2 separate regions of the Mus musculus genome follow, and region 2 is linked to region 1. The links are chromatin loops, found by intact Hi-C in ENCODE. Cell type or tissue: gastrocnemius. All regions are shown on one strand.

Evidence for each region. A loop is a pair of places that touch in the nucleus more often than their neighbours do. Peaks named below come from ENCODE experiments on the same cell type or tissue, not always from the same donor. Only the 100,000 strongest peaks of a DNase experiment are listed, where the experiment ranks them.
Region 2: a loop joins it to region 1, with 6 times the contacts of the local background. A loop is called at or near these places in 2 of 42 quality-filtered maps.

The regions. Positions count from the first base shown.
Region 1 is chr2:84,887,558-84,892,557 of GRCm38, forward strand. It overlaps a transcript of Rtn4rl2 not described here. Among named protein-coding and RNA genes, the nearest start is that of Rtn4rl2, 3.4 kb to the left of the region's middle. In gastrocnemius, CTCF peaks have their summits at 360, 1,305 (motif pointing left) and 2,609 (motif pointing left); DNase peaks (open chromatin) are centred at 98, 263, 658, 1,318 and 3 more places; H3K4me3 peaks cover 2,046 bases; H3K27ac peaks cover 1,942 bases.
Region 2 is chr2:84,452,422-84,457,421 of GRCm38, forward strand. Tfpi (tissue factor pathway inhibitor) reads right to left here. Exons shown (of 9, transcript NM_011576.1): 4 at 1,379-1,576; 5 at 136-174. Among named protein-coding and RNA genes, the nearest start is that of Tfpi, 19 kb to the right of the region's middle. In gastrocnemius, CTCF peaks have their summits at 1,841 (motif pointing right) and 2,997 (motif pointing right); a DNase peak (open chromatin) is centred at 2,984; H3K4me3 peaks cover 274 bases.

The DNA of each region.
Region 1 (5,000 bases):
GAGCAAGTGTATGTGCGCGTGCTCGCGCGCGCAGACGCTTGGGCAGGTGTAGCTGAGTGCTGGCCTTTTATTCCTGTCGGGAACCAGGACCAGGGCGGGAGTACTAGTGTGTGCTCGCTGGTTTCTGCTCTGGTTGAGCCACGCGAGGGCTGTGTGAAATTCTGCGCGCTCGAGTTCGGGATGGGAGGAGAAGGGAATAAATGTTCAGGTGTGTTGTATGTACCTTAAAGCTTTTTACAAATGGGTGTAAGTTTGAGCGTGCGTGCGAATTGTGTGCGTGTGTGAACGCGCGCGCGTGCGCGCGTGTATTTACGTGATATGTCCCAAAGGGTATGATTTCTTATCTCTCGCCAGAGGGCAGAAGAGGATCCAAAAGTGGTAGCAGACTGCTGGTTCACAAAAACTTCTAACCCTCTTCTTACCAAGGGGCGGATAGGGGCCTCATAGGGTCCCTAGACGCCTCTATCCTGGCGGAGTCAGCCAATCCCTGACCTCAGCGCCTTATTTTAAAAGCCTCAACGCCTTTCGCCCTAGTCTTGGTCAGTCCAAGGTGCCTAGTACACGGTTTTTGATAACCCCCGTATGAAGGGAGCCGCTTGGGGAACTGTCGCCAAGCGGCGCACGCGGGGTTGGGATTGCTGCAGTGGTGCCTACGGCGGCGGTGCCAGGGCCATCTGGATGCAGTCGGACCCTGCCTGCGAGTGGAGCGGAGGAACCCTTAGTCCAGGCACGGGCTCCTCTTCATACCTGTGCCTGGGTCCAACGCTGTGCACGGCATACAGTCGGCGCTTTATATATGCTAGTCTCATTCTTCTCATTCACTCCACGCACCTTTTATAATCTGCCATTCTTCTCTCGTACTCATTCGATTTCTCTCATTTTCTCCCCCAACTCTTATTCATATTTTATGATCCCCATCTTTAATCTCTATTCTCTTGTGCGCCGCCTTTTAGTTTCTGTCCTTTCCTCCCCAAAGATGAGATGAGTATATCTTCTGTCTTCATTGGTTCTCTTTCTCTCTGTCTCTGTGTATGTGTGTGTGTGTGTGTGTGTGTGTGTGTGTGTGTGTGAGAGAGAGAGAGAGAGAGAGGGGGGGGGGGAGAGAGAGAGAGAGAGAGAGAGAGAGAGAGAGAGAGAGAGAGAGAGAGTCCCAGCCTCCTCTTGGCCTCTCCAAGTCCGCATGTGTTTCCTCGCCTCTTTGTCTCTACTCCCTTCCTCCCTTTCATCTTGTTTCTTGGCTGGGCTGCGATGTTGGTGGTGGTAGCTGCTCTCAGACTCTTGCACCTCATTCTGGAGTGCCCCCTGGTGGTTCTATCTTACGTTGCTTCCGGGGCTCGCAGCTTGGCAGTCCCTGAATTTTCTCTCCTGCTTTTCTCTTTTTCCAGGTCAGATAGAAACAGAAAGGGGCATATTTGGGTCTCCTCTCTCTGGAATAGAGCCTTGATTTTCCTTGGGTCCTACCCTGTGCAGGGCCCGCTCCTGGAGCGTGCGCGAGGGTGTGGGGGGGTGTTTAGTGCTGGAGGGGGCGGCGGGGAGGGAGTGTTGGGGGTAGCAGGGTGGGATTTGGCGTCCTTCCCCGGAATGAGCCGCGGCACAATCTGTCGCTGGATTTGTTTGCCGAGCTGCCTCCGGAGCGCAATGGGGCTGGCTCCCGGGGAGCGAAATATCACAAGATGCGGAGACAGACGCTGAGGGGCGGGTGGGCGGCGGGCTGACTCAGGTGTGCTTCATCGACTCCCTGGGCCTCAGCTCTTCTGAGAGGGGTGGGAGGGGACACTGGCCCCCAGCACAGGCAGACAACCAAAGCTTGGAGGGGAACCCCATCCTGGGATGAGCTGTGTGGGGAAGAGGGTCCTCAGCTCCAGGCCTCTCCATCAGCCCAAGTTGGGATTCCCTAGACAGCCACAAGCTCTCTAAGCCACCGCCTTGTACAGGTGTTCGGGTTTCCCATGGTTATCTGTTGACTCACCACTCGCTCCTCTAGACTGCCAGCGTTTTGAGGGCAGGAAATGCTTCTCATACAGTGTGTCCAACAGGTGCTGAGCAAGGCTGTTGGACCGCTGGCTGGTGGGTGGGCGGATGGCTAGTAGCGGTTTCCCAGAATCCTGCTGTGCGTTTGGATTTCCCTGTGGGCTATTCCCACCTCTTGCTTCTCCAGACATTTACTCTTGGGGGCCCCTCTCCTTGCACTCTGACAACTCTCTCTGGATTTGAGCACCAGCTTTCTCTAAGTACCCCGGCCCATTCACTCTCTTCCTTACACTCCCTTTACTCATTTGTACATAGAGAAAGTAGCATTCATCAGGTTACATAGTCTCCAGCTCCCAAGGCAAGCTGGCCTCATTGCTGTTTCGAGGTCTTTTTTTTTTTTTTTTTTTTTTGATACGGGCTGACCCATTAGAGGCAGACCTCGTGATGGGTATTTTCGTTTGTTTGATTGTTTGTTTGTTTTGTTTTTGTTTTTGTTTTTTGGCAGCGAAATGTTTGGAGATCCCAAGAGGTATACTGATGGCTCAGTGTAACCGGGGAAGGTGGCCTGGTCATGTAGACAGATCTCTGCTTAGACAGTTGGCCGGGCTCTGGGTACTCTTGGCCACAGACATGGCTCGCCCTCTGGTGGCTATATGCGGAGCTGCAGTCCTAGTGGAAGCCAAAGATCTCTAGAAAGGGGTTGATGAATATAGACTATTCCCCTCCCCGCACTCCCCCCCCCCCCCCATCAAGCCAGTTTCTGGGAAAAAGAAGGCTAGAAGGAGGTGGCATATTAGCCAGATTATCACAATATGTCCTCCATGAGTATTCTCATTGTGTCACTGGGACCCCTAATCTTTCTGGTGGTGCCATTTAGTGAGTTAACAGAGCCTCCCCCACCCCCTCCTAAATACCTCCTGTTTGGCACCTTCAACATTAGAACACTGTTTAGTAAATGCATATTTTGAGATTGCTCAGTGGTCACAAACACAGAGGCTCTGTCTAGTGCATGCCTTGCTGCACAATTCACTAGTTAAACAGATGACCTTCACCAAGGGGCTGAGCGCTCTCTAAGCCTCCAGGCTCCTCAGGTAGAAAACGAGAGAGGAAAAATTCTGGTTCCCAGATCATAGAGTTGTTTGAGGATTAAATGAGATAAAGCATGAAAAAAAATCTAACAGAGTCTCTGACCCCCTGCTCAAGAATGCTAAATAGTGTCGCTACCTGTGCTTGTAGCCTAGAACGACCTGGAGACCAGACTCTGCAGTTTGTGGGTAAAAAGGAGAGTTAGAACCTAAGTTCATCAGGGGTAAAGGGTCGTGCTGGGTTGTGAGTCCTTAGTCATGATGGCCTCCCCATGGAGCTGAACTTGACATTGCTAGCATCTCTTAGCACATGCCAAGGTTGTTCACCGTGATGGCAGGATTCCCAAACTCAACCAGAAGTTCAGCCTCAATCCTTCCTGTGAGTGTAACCTGGGATGGCCTCTCAGGGCTTCAGTTTCCCCACTGTTGAAGGGAACATCGCGGATTTGGAGTTCCTGAGAGCCTGGCTTTCTGGCCTTCCTTCTGGGATGGAAGCTACTTAACCTGGGGTCTATCAGTCAGGGTCCACATTGCTCTTACTGTCCCAGCTCTGGGCAGTGGGTGGTGTATGGGCTCGGTAGATGATCAGGATTTATATGTAGGGATTCTGTGGAACTTCATTTTAGGGTTCTTAGCTTTCTCTCTATCCACCACTCAGAGCTAGTGGATGTTCCCCTGCATTACTCGGAACTGGTCCATTACCACACACACTGCATCATCTTCAAGATGCACCCGCAGCTGGAGGATCATGACCTGCTCTGCTAGTCTTGTGGGGGAGAGGACACCAAAACAGACCTTTCTAAATCGAGGAAGAAAAAACAAACAAACAAACAAACAAACAAACAAACAATATTAGTTTAAAGGTCATGTTTGGGACCTGGAGAGGTGAATTGGAGGTTAAGAACATTTGTTCTGGCAGAGGACCAGGGTTGGGTTTCCAGCATCCACACGGTGGCTAACAAATATCTGTAACTCTAGTTCCAGAAGATTCAATTCATGTTACTTATGGCACTTACTGTGTGTCATTACTTATTTCAGGCCACCAACTTCTGTGCACTAGATGGCTTAGAGAAACTCTATGAGGGAGGTTTTGTTTGTAGTCCGTTTAGCAGATGAAACACAAACTGGAGCCAGAAGAGTCTTGCCTTGAGCTCCATACTTGCCAGTCTGTCTCCAGGCAATATCCATCCACGAGATAAGACTTACCTAAGGCCTCTTAGAGCCTGTATGCTCACTGTGGTGCTAGGGACTACAGAGGTTTTTTGTTTTTGTTTTTTTTTTTTTTATCAAGGCCCAACTCTCCTTTGAGGATACTCATGAGCCTTTTCTCCAACCCACCTTTCTGTTCCCATAACAGAAGCTTGGCTCGGGGGAGGGGGGTGCATTAGAGAGAATGTTCACAGACCATAGATCTGCAGATCTGGGTGTTTGTGTGTTTGTCCTTGAGGACTCTTGTTAGGGCTAAAATTATAGTTTGGAAGAGACTAGGACATGGTATATTTCTGTATAGAACCTCGTGGAATCAATCCATTCTAAATTTGAATGCAGATTTCTAGTATCAGATTTCTTTGTAGAATGCAGGAAGGGTGGCCGCGGCTTGGGAAGCAAAGGGTTACTCAGAGGGGCAAGTCTTGCCTGCTTTGACTGCTGTGTGAGGAGAGAACTCCCAGCCTATGTCAATAATATTTCTATTTGCACTTGCACCCCAACTCTGTACATTTTAGGTCCAGCCATGCCAAGAAGTCACATGACTTCATCCAAAAGGATCAGGACTGAGCAACCTCAGTACATACTAATAATCTCTCTTTCTTGAAGCCCCACATAGTGCTGAGCTTCAGTCAAGATTTGGCTTCCTGGAGGCATAGTAATTCAAAAGTTGGGTCCCACTGCCTGGACTGGAGTCCCTTGAAGGATGAAGGGACTCTTGTATCCTTAAGACCATGA
Region 2 (5,000 bases), 440 kb before region 1:
TGTCTGTAGTGTCTAAGTTTTCAGTTAAGAAAACATTATCTCTGACGTCATGTGGATGTAAAGAGAACCCCACCAGGGGTGTATAAGAACTATCTTAGATCACTGCTACTGATTGACACGTAAGTGAGCATTTACCTGCTCCAGATGCTGCCTTCACAGCTGTCTTCTCATAACCTGCCAAAGGAAGGATGTGAATCAGTGGCCGTCATCGACAATGTACTATTATGACTTGATCTTCAACTAGGACAGTTACATAATCCAATTAGCATTCTCATACATGCCCTAATGAACCAAGTTTTATAGAGAGAGGTTATTTTAGCCAGTCATTTTTGTTTCCTTGTTTTATTATTGTTTTTACCTATTATGTTAGTGCATATCAAATGCAAGGTCTTATAAATGCTATGCCAAAAAAGTCTACCACTGAACTGAATCCCCAGATCCCACTGCCGTTTTCTAAACTTGTTTTAACTGATAGATAGAAATGTAGAATTATACATAGCAATGGGGTGTTATGTCATATTTCAATTCACTGTATACTAAGTGATGTTTAAGTGAGGCGAGATACATCTACCCCCTCAAATATATATCAGATTTTTTTGTTGAAACTTTTTAAAACTTTTCCATGCAGCTTTGGGATGCATAATATTGCATTGCATGTCGCTCCCCTACTATGCATTAACACCAGGTGGGATTACAAATGGTAAGATTGGCAATCATTATCAAAACGTTATAAAATTATGATGTGACTGAGAGTAAGAATGCCAATGAAGTTTAATCACACATTATATGCTTTATAGTCTTTCAGCCATATATTCAATGCCAAAGCTAGACCAGGTAAAGTTTACATGGGAGGGATACAATTTTGATGTTTTTTTGTAGTATTACAAATTTTTCATATAAATGACTCATTTCTAGGTCAGTTTTAGAAACTCTAAGCTTACTCAAATAATAGAAGTTTATATGTGATAATACATTTATCCTTAGAGCCTAAGGGTCAGTTCTCTGACTCACTATCTTCAGAGAAAAGCGTTGGAGGAGCATGCTGCTTATAAAGGTGCAGCCAAGTCTATAGGAAAAACAACTGTTTCCTGACTGCCCAGCTCCCAGGTAGGTACGCTCGCTGCATTAATGTCATTGTACCTATGAAAGTCTTCCATGGACTATGGGTTTCTTCCCTTTGCAGTATAGATAATAAATGAAGCTTCATAATTTTATGATAACTGGTAGGATGAAATCAAGAAACAACAGTGGGCCAGAAACCTAGAAATGTAAACAGCAGGCTTTCCTGGGAAATCACATTGTTCTTCTAAAATTATTGAATCTGCACTGAGACCTCAACCACACCAACTCTTGTGCCACAGGCTTCCCGGAAACCTACCTGGTATGCATGTTTTCTTACACTCTTCCAGGGTATCAAATCGGTTCTCGTTCCCTTCACATCCCCCGTATATAAATTCTTCACATTGATGAGTATACATATTGAAAAAATAACTCCTTATCATTGCTTTGCATGGACCATCATCTGCCTTCATTGCACAAAATGTATGTAGCGGTTTCATTGACCCCAGCTCAGAATCTACAAGGTAAATTTTAAAACATCACGTGTGTAGCTCTCTCCCAACACTATGATAACATCCTTGCTGTTGTTTTGCCAAATATACAATTTCCACCGTCAATTTTTAAATGAGAAAATTAAAACTGAAAATTCAGGTTATTATGGGTTCCATGCAAGTAACGACCTGAGTGAGCGAGCCTATATGTTCCACGTGTTTGATAATTTATATATGATCTATAAGGAAGGCACTTGAGGCTTTAAATGGCATAAACCAATTTGTCCTTTAGAGGGCAGCAGTGCTCTGTTAAGAGACAATCTATGAGCACTACTGTAAAACATTCTCTTCATTCACCATTATTTTAAATACTAAAACATGAATGGACATCACGTCAAAGTTCTCACCTAAAAATTATTTTAAAACAAAGTGTAAATTGTACATAGATGATAATCTAGTAATAAATCCATTTTTTTAATTCCCTACAATTTTAAAATGTGAATTTTTGGAAAATATTTTACATACATTTGATCTAGGCTACTTTCAACTATCTTCTTCCATTTGCAATTCATTACTATAGTTAAATATTAATTAATATATTCTGGCCATATTTTAATAAAGTTATGATTCTAACAAAGACATTGGAATGTTCCCACTTATTTCTTCCTTTTTTACTTATTTACTTGTTTGCGAACATGCTTGCAGGTATGCATAAGTGGAGGGGTGCACATACTCCCTGACTGTCTCTCTTCAATTGCAATCTCTCACTACCCTAGAACTCAAAAGGCACGCTAGGCTGGCTGGCTGGCTCTGGGGACACCGGGCCTCAGGAATCTGCCTTTCTCTGGCTTCCCACTACAGGACTTACAGACATGCACCGCCAAAGTCCAGCTTATTTTTACATTCATTCTGGAATAAAACTCAGTTCCTGGTCTTACAAGTCAAGCTCATTCCTGTCTCCTCAGCCCCAATCACCTATAGTACTGGTAAAATCAGATATCTGTGGTGTCAAACGTCAAGTTGACTGAATCAAGAGTTATCTGAGAGATGGCTACTGAGCAGGCCTGGGGTATGGCGGGGAAGCACTGATTGATTCTTTGACTCCCACGCTCTGGGCTGAGAACTAGACAGTGTTACCGGAAGGAGAGCTAAGCACAGATTTTGTCGTGCTTCTCTCTGGCTGACTTATATCAGCTCTTGCTTACTGAAATCGTGTGTGTGTGTGTGTGTGTGTGTGTGTGTGTGTGTGTGTGTGTGTGTGTGTGTGTGTGTGTGTGTGAGTGTGAGTGAGTGTGAGAGAGAGAGAGAGAGAGAGAGAGAGAGAGAGAGAGAGAGGGAGAGAGGGAGAGAGAGAGAGAGCGTTTCTGTCGGTATGTGTTCAGGAAGACACAGAGCCCAAGTTCAGCCTGCTATTTAATAAGTTGGCCACAAGAGGGAGACAGTGTACCACAAAAGAGTTGTTTCTTCAGTGCTGTTGATGTAGTTACAGTAATTACCGGCAAACTTTCCTCTGAGTAATTACAATCTCATGGAACTTCGTTATAAAATCATCTAATGATCTCCCAGCAGTGATGCCAGACACCTTTAATCCCAGCACTTGGGAGGCAGAGGCAGGCAGATTTCTGAGTTGGAGACCAGCCTGGTCTACAGAGTTAATTCCAGGACAGCCAGGGCTACACAGAGAAACCCTATCTCAAAAACAAAAACAAAAACAAAAAGCAGATCTACTTTTGTAGATGTTCTTTGTGATGCAGGTTTTATCAAGTTGCTTAGACTTATACGTGCAGATGAGAGAACTGACTCTCATATGCTATTATACCAGGTATAATTCACAATAATAAGAGTAAGATTATCACAGACCTGAAAGGCTGAGATTTCACCCAAATACTTGGACTAAACAATTCAATTTAATAAAGTAATGTCTGCTCAATAGCACTCTAAAAATTGCTTTATAAAGCTGGAACTCATTTTTGATGAAAATCTGGTGCTAAATTCATAGCAACCACGTAAAGACAAAAACACTATCAACTTTTTATTTCGTTATTACCTTATTTCTTTAGAATTCCCATATTAATGAAGTTACCATAATTTTATATCAGTATATTCTATGCATTGATCTTGTTGCTGTTCACACCTAAGCAGGATGTCCCAGACAACAGGAAGACCTCGGGTTAATCTCGGACATCCACAGCCATCCACTCTTGGGAAGGTGTATGCCTGTCTTGGTTTTCATTTATGGGGATAACCTTTTTGAGTATTAAAATTGTGCCCTGAATACGTATCTATCAAGAACTGGGTTGTTATTGCAGATACAACAATATATCGGGCAGCAGGCCCTTTTAATGACGCTTGCAATCACTAATTTACAATAATTACAATAGTAATTTATTGAAGAGCTTACTAAAGAGCGAACAGCAGACTACCTCAGGGAAGGAGTAAGGATAATTTTTCTTACACTTGGAAGAGTTGAGAATAATGTTTTTAAAAATAAGGACTATCCTTCTGTACCCATGAAACTAGAACATTTGCCGAATATTATAACAAGAATCTGATCCGAGGTAGCCAAAAAATAGAATTATAATTTACATTTGAATATTTGTGATTGAGTGTTTATATTTTGTATCTCCTAGCATAAGGGTAACAATCTGGTTTTCTTCCCTGTGTCTTGGGATGTCAAATAAAAAGCTCAGTGAAATACAGAATGCTCAAGGGTCACGGGATGCCTGGGTGATAGCGTGTCCCTCCCCTGGAGAGTGTTTGTGGATCGAGGGCCAACAGGTAGCTTACTAAGGGTCCCATGCTGCGTGCCTCTTGGTATTGTAAAACTAATTAAAAATTAAACAGAAATAAAACAAACCTAGATAAGACTGTGCAACTAGTTGATCAAAAGAGTGTCAAGTCTACAATGTTAAATCAAGCTGTAGCTAGCTGCAGGACTCCGCCCTCTAATCCTAGCCCTCTGAGACTGAAGCAAAAGCTCATAAGTGCAAGGAAGGTCAAGCTGCACCGTATAGTTGGGAACCCTCCATGACACTGTGGGGATTTAAGACTCTCCTCTCGGCTGCCATCATTCCCTCCCTCCCATCAACTAAGGCATCAGGCTCAGGAGTTGGGTTTACCCAACCTTGTTCCTGGGGAATACACTGGACAAACTCACTAGAGATGAGAATGCATACATGAGACTCTAATATATGTTAGAACTACACTATAATCTGTCAAATTGTGAATATTTCCCATTATCAATAACTTGAGTTCTATCAATAGTTTTGTGCAAAGTGTTACTGTGGGGGAAATATATAAATCTACAATGATATAACCACTCACATTTTTTTCATTATTAATATTCTTATCTCACACCTCATGAAATTGGAACTCCAGTCCACACCAATCCCTTTGATGTCTGTCTATTCTCATCTCAGACACTGTTATCTTGAACACACTGGTAAGAAG